Linked DNA regions of Homo sapiens: region 1 is linked to region 2. Evidence: chromatin contacts called from ENCODE Hi-C or POLR2A ChIA-PET data. All regions are on one chromosome and are shown on one strand. The core of a region is the stretch at or near the end of the contact, and the rest is flanking DNA. Distances in the headings are between cores, read along the strand shown. Region 1 overlaps CHST11 (carbohydrate sulfotransferase 11). Region 2 holds the start of SELPLG (selectin P ligand).

Region 1 (2,700 bases), core at 153-2,652, 4.2 Mb after region 2:
GCTAAGTGAGATTTAAGCAAAAGTGATGGATCCAAGGGGAATGCCCTCCGCTGGACCTCTCTCCCTCTTCCCACTGGCAGGAAGGCAGACATGGTGGTGAGCCATCTTCAACAAGTGGCATGCATACATGAGAAAAATATGTCCTGTGGCTTCTTCAAGCCATAGGAACACATTTGTCTTCTAGCAACAGGAGGTAAACAGAATCAAAAGTTCATGCGGCCATTTTCAGTCCAAATAGGTTTTCCTAGTGGCAAAAAACTTCCTAGCATACTACCTACTACCTAAGAGTGCAAGACTTTTTAAAATCTAATTATATATTTTTTACCTCTTGCCTCTCTTGGTTGTTATTCATCAGAAAAACAAGATCTGATGCCTGTCTTGGATAAGAGCATCTCCAGTTTTCTTTCTCTCACTCCCAACCTTACTCTCAAACTGGGCATGTGATCCCGGCCACACCAATGAGATTTGCTCACTCAACAGATTTTTACTGAACACTTGCTGTAGGACAGGCACCGTTCTAGGAGCTGGGGATGACAGTAAACAAAATATAAAAATCCCTGCCCTTAAGAACTTTACATTCCAGAACTTTTGTGGAAACTGCTGGAAAAAAGAAGTACTCTCTCTTTCTACTGGGACTGCTGAAAGGCTAGGATGGAGGCTGGAACCGCAGGCAGCCATCTTGCCACCATGAGGAGACAGACACAGCATGAACAATCACATGCTAGGGTGCTTGGTCTCTGCCACACTGAGTTTGGCTCAGTTCCCTGAGCCAAAAAAAAGGGGGGGCCCTTTTTTTTTGCTTAAACCAATTTGAGTTGGGTTGGGAAAGGAAGGAGTTGCATCCAATTTCTACCAATACGTTAAGAGTCCCTCAGAAAGATATCTGAGGCAAGTTTGGAAATGCCAAGTAAAGACAGGTGACTCTTTTGAAAACGGCTTTTCCTTGGACATGCCTTGGACATGCACTGTTTAAAGGCTCCTTCCATGTTGTCATTTCCAGTTTTAAAAACCTCCTTTTCAATAACCCCCTAGAATGAAGGCACCAGTTCACTGCCTCTCCCACTATGTGTTAAGAACCAAACCATGTCATCTCATCCCCCAAATGACCAGAGACTAGATGGTTCCAGTCACCTCCTGAAGCTCTTGAAATTGCCTGCCACTGCTGCTGATGGCCACAGGGAACACCACCTTTATTTCCCAAAAGGCTAAATCCCACCGGTTTTCCTCAAGGTAGTGACTGGGCCCCAACATTTCTGATAATTGCTTTCCTTCCCAGGCAAGCACCTCCATGCTCTGGGGCCCCGTGAATACTCAGCTGTTAACAGGAACAGCCTGAACTAGACTTACAGATAACCGAAGCTAACTGACCACATCCTACTTAACAGGAAACCTAATAGACAGCTATTTTAGACTTATTCTCACTTCCCCTCATCCGCTTCCATCTCGGCACTCTGCTGCTGGGAAGTCAGGGTGTACATAAAAGAGACTATGGGGAAGGGGTCAGTGGAGACTCCAGAATTCAGATATAAAAAGGCTTAGGGACGTGGACCTGGTGGAAGAGAGGTGCTGGCACTGCATTCACGTGGCAAACATCACATTTTTACTTACAGTGTATTTTGGGGTCTCTGGTATGGGCTAGTGGAAATCATTTTTTTAATGTTTAAGAAAAGAAAATAATAAAATTAAAATATACCCAGGCCTTCCTTCTGGAGATATAAGTAACAGAAATACTACACAGGAAGCTCCATCTGCCGTGTGTGTTTGTGTGTGTGTGTGTAACGATCAGCAATGTCTTTCACTTTTGCAAGAAGAAAGATACAGTTTGAGTTATGGGTTTGCTTTGGTTTTTCTCTCCCTGTCTCCCACCCCCACTTCCTGTTAGGGGGGTTGCTTCCCAAACTTGAGAGCCCCATCAACACACAGCTCCCTGGAGAGGCTTCATTCTCAGGGTGCTGCCAGCCATCACCCTTCTTAGAGTCATAGGAGACATGTGAAGAGCTCTTAGACCTTCTCACTAAATGAACTTCCTCATAACTGAATTCCTTTCTCCAATCAGTTGAGGACAATTGAGTGCACAATGCCTCCTAGAGCTATCATTGTGTCTTTCCAACTGCAGAGCAATTGTTCATTTTCCTTTCAGCTCAAGGATCGTTCCTTGTCTTAGTCCATTTGGACTGCTATATCAAAATATCCTGCACTAGGTGGCTTGTAAACTACAGAAATTTATTGCTCAAACAGTTCTGGAGGCTGGAAAGTCCAAGATCGAGGCACTGGCAGATTTGGTGTCTGGAAAGGTCCCACTTCCTGGTTCTCACTGTGTCCTCCCATGGCACAAGAGGTGAGGGTCTCTCTGGGGTCTCTTTTATAAGGGCACTAATCCCATTCATGAGGGCTCCCTCATGACCTAATCACGTCCCAAAGACCACCACCTTCTAAGAGCCTCATATTGGGGATTAGGTTTCAACACATGAATTAGGGAGAGACGCAGCATTCAGACAATAGGGTTTCTCCATATGTTTTTCCTCCTAAATCACAAAAAGAAATTTTTCTCGCAGATGCCAGCCCACGCTTTGCAGAGAGAAGTTCTTATTAGAGCACTTTGAGTCAGATGAGCCAGGGCATCCGAGCTCCACCAACTACTAGCTGGGTTACTTTAAGTTAATTACAAAACTTCTCTGAGTCCCACCTAAAAATGAGGAT
Region 2 (2,700 bases), core at 1-2,500:
CCTGAGGTCGAGAGTTCAAGACCAACCAGCCTGACAAACGTGGAGAAACCCCATCTCTACTATAAATACAAAATTAGCCGGGGTGGTGGCACATGCCTGTAATCCCAGATACTCGGGAGGCTGAGGCAGAAGAATAGCTTGAACCCGGGAGGCGGAGGTTGCGGTGAGCCGAGATTGTGCCATTGCACTCCAGCCTGGGCAAAAAGAGTGAAACTCCATCTCAAAAAAAAAAAAAAAAAACAACTTTGTGCAAGGCAAGATATGAGTATCTTTCTGTGCATGTCCTGAGCCCTTGCCTGGTGCAAAGCCGCAGGGCAGATCCTGGGAGACCCCCCTATTCCCTCCCTTCTGGAAGTGTCTGGGTATTCTTAGGCCTCCCAGCCTTTGCCTCTGCTGTGCTCTCTGCCTGGGATGCCCACCTGGCTTGTCATCTCAAGTGCCACTTCTTGGAAGCTCCTCCTGTTAACCTCCCTCCCCCACCCAGGATGGAAGGAGAGGCCCCTCCCTTGCTCACCGCAGGATGGCACTCACTGCGCTGTGTCATTGTGGCATGATGTTCCACCGAATTGTTTACTCGCTGGCCTCCCCATTGGATGGAGGGCTACCAGAGGGCCACAGCCCAGAATTGCTGGCCTTTAGACCTCAGGGCATGCAGTCTGGAGTGCCAGAGTTGGTCAAATGAACAAATTTAGGATGAAGAAATAAGATAAGCAGGACTTGCCCTTGTGGTATCTGTAGTCCAGCTCCCTAGAGAGGCTCTTGGTTGCAGCTGAAAGGGCCTGTGCTGTGCATCTACAGAGAGTGTTTTGAGTCCTGCGAGAAGAAATACACCATATTTGCAAACCCTTTGAAGGTTCATATTTTGTGTTTTTTGCTCCCTGACCACCTCCCACCCCTCCCCACGCCCCACCAATCTTGGGCAAGAAGCGAGACCATTCTCCTTTTTCTCTGGTCACTCCTGTCCTTCAGGGGGCTCCCTCTGGCCCCGACTGTCCATTGCTGCTGAAGTAATGCTGTGGCCTTTCTCAGTTTGGGCCCCACCCAAAACCGAAGAACTTCTCCCCAGAAAGCTTCTACTTGGTTCTCAGTGTTTTCACAGTTATGGGAACCCAAGAACAGTGTCAGACCTAGGAGGTGCCCCACTACCACCCTGTCTTTATCAATGTTGTCACCAAAGCTGTCACAAACAATGGGGTGTGGGCTGTCACATGGCCCTGCCTAAGTAACCACATTCTCGCTTCCTCCTTCCACACACAGCCATTGGGGGTTGCTCGGATCCGGGACTGCCGCAGGGGGTGCCACAGCAGTGCCTGGCAGCGTGGGCTGGGACCTTGTCACTAAAGCAGAGAAGCCACTTCTTCTGGGCCCACGAGGCAGCTGTCCCATGCTCTGCTGAGCACGGTGGTAAGTGCTGGCTTGCAAAACCACAGGGAGTGGCTGGAGGTCCCCATGGGCCAAGGGCCTGCCTTATAGCTGCTGGCAGGCCCGGGTAGGACCGCCAGGCCCTTCTTGAGCTGCAGCACCTGGGGAGGGCAAACTGAGGCTCCTCCGACTCAAGACTAAAGTCTTCCTGGAGTCTGTGGCCTTATTCTGTGACTCTTCTGAATCCTGCTCCTGCCAACTTTTTTTTTCCTTCTTTTTTTGAGACAGGGTCTTACTCTGTCACCCAGGCTGGAGTGCAGTGGCACAATCATGGCTCACTGCAGCCTTAAACTCCTGGGCACAAGTGATCCTCCCACCTCAGCCTCCTGAGTAGCTGGGACTACAGGCGCACATCGCCGCATGCAGCTAATATTTTTACCTTTCCTAGAGATGGGGTCTCACTTTGATGCCGAGGCTGGTCTCAAACTCCTGGCCTCAAGCCTCTTGCGTTGGCCTCCCAAAGTGCTGAAATTACAGGTGTGACCCACCAGCCCCAGCCTCCCATTAACTTACTTCCCTCCCTGGCCAGTTTGCCTGCAGCGTCTGGCTTGGCGGCATTCTGATTTTGAAAATCAGAGAAACCATGAGTGTTTCCCTAGAAATGATCTTATCCTCTCCTTTCCTGGATGGGAAACTGAGGTCGGGAGAGGTGAAGGGATTTGTTTAGGGGCAGAGCTGAGATTAGGTCTGGAAGACTCCAGAAAGTAGGGGGAGTGCAGGATTTCTCTTGAAGCTGCATGTTATGGACGCATAAAAAAGTTCTTTTCAGAGAAAGATGCATTCTTCCCACTTTTTATAAGACTGAGGAAATGACACTTGTCTGTGGCAAACTATTAAAATATTAGAATTAAGATACTATTGTTAGCAAAAGGGAAAACAATAATAATAATAATAATTAGAATATTTGGCTGGGTGCAGTGGCTTACACCTGTAATCCCAGCCCTTTGGGAGGCCGAGGCAGGTGGTTGGCCTGAGCTCAGGAGTTCTAGACCAACCTGGGCAACATGGTGAAACCTCGTCTCTACCAAAAATACAAAAACTTAGCTAGGTGTAGTGGTGTATGCCTGTGGTCTCAGCTACTTGGGAGGCTGAGGTGGGAGGATCACTTGAACCTGGGAGGGGGAGGTCGCAGTAAGCCGAGATTGTGCCACTGCACTCCAACCCGGGTGGCAGAGTGAGACCCTGTCTCAAAAAAAAAAAAATTAGAATACTCTTATTAGTTTGTATTTGAGATACTTTCAGGACACTAAAAGGAAATGGTGGGGGCCAGTTGTGCCC

What was found. A loop is a pair of places that touch in the nucleus more often than their neighbours do. ChIA-PET counts read pairs that join two places held with the same protein, here RNA polymerase II (POLR2A). Pooled maps may share reads with other maps.
Region 1: a pooled map shows a loop between it and region 2 (2.8-fold over the local background). The contact joins the enhancer-like site here to the promoter of SELPLG in region 2. A Hi-C loop is called at or near these places in 1 of 50 pooled maps. POLR2A ChIA-PET finds 5 or more read pairs at or near these places in 2 of 52 experiments (OCI-LY7 and naive thymus-derived CD8-positive, alpha-beta T cell).

Annotation. Positions count from the first base shown.
Region 1 is chr12:104,477,258-104,479,957 of GRCh38, reverse strand. The region is part of intron 1 of CHST11 (carbohydrate sulfotransferase 11); the gene reads right to left. Among named protein-coding and RNA genes, the nearest start is that of CHST11, 22 kb to the right of the region's middle. RefSeq lists an enhancer at 1,188-1,237. Within about 2 kb of position 1,402, at least 10 of the 41 ENCODE cell types and tissues checked have a DNase peak (open chromatin) inside an H3K27ac peak, as active enhancers do; they include OCI-LY7, where a contact is called at or near this core.
Region 2 is chr12:108,632,444-108,635,143 of GRCh38, reverse strand. SELPLG (selectin P ligand) reads left to right here and starts at 1,250. Exons shown (of 2, transcript NM_003006.4): 1 at 1,250-1,404. LOC105369968 (a long non-coding RNA gene) reads right to left here. Exons shown (of 3, transcript XR_007063449.1): 2 at 1-813. RefSeq lists a silencer at 439-488 and an enhancer at 1,729-1,778.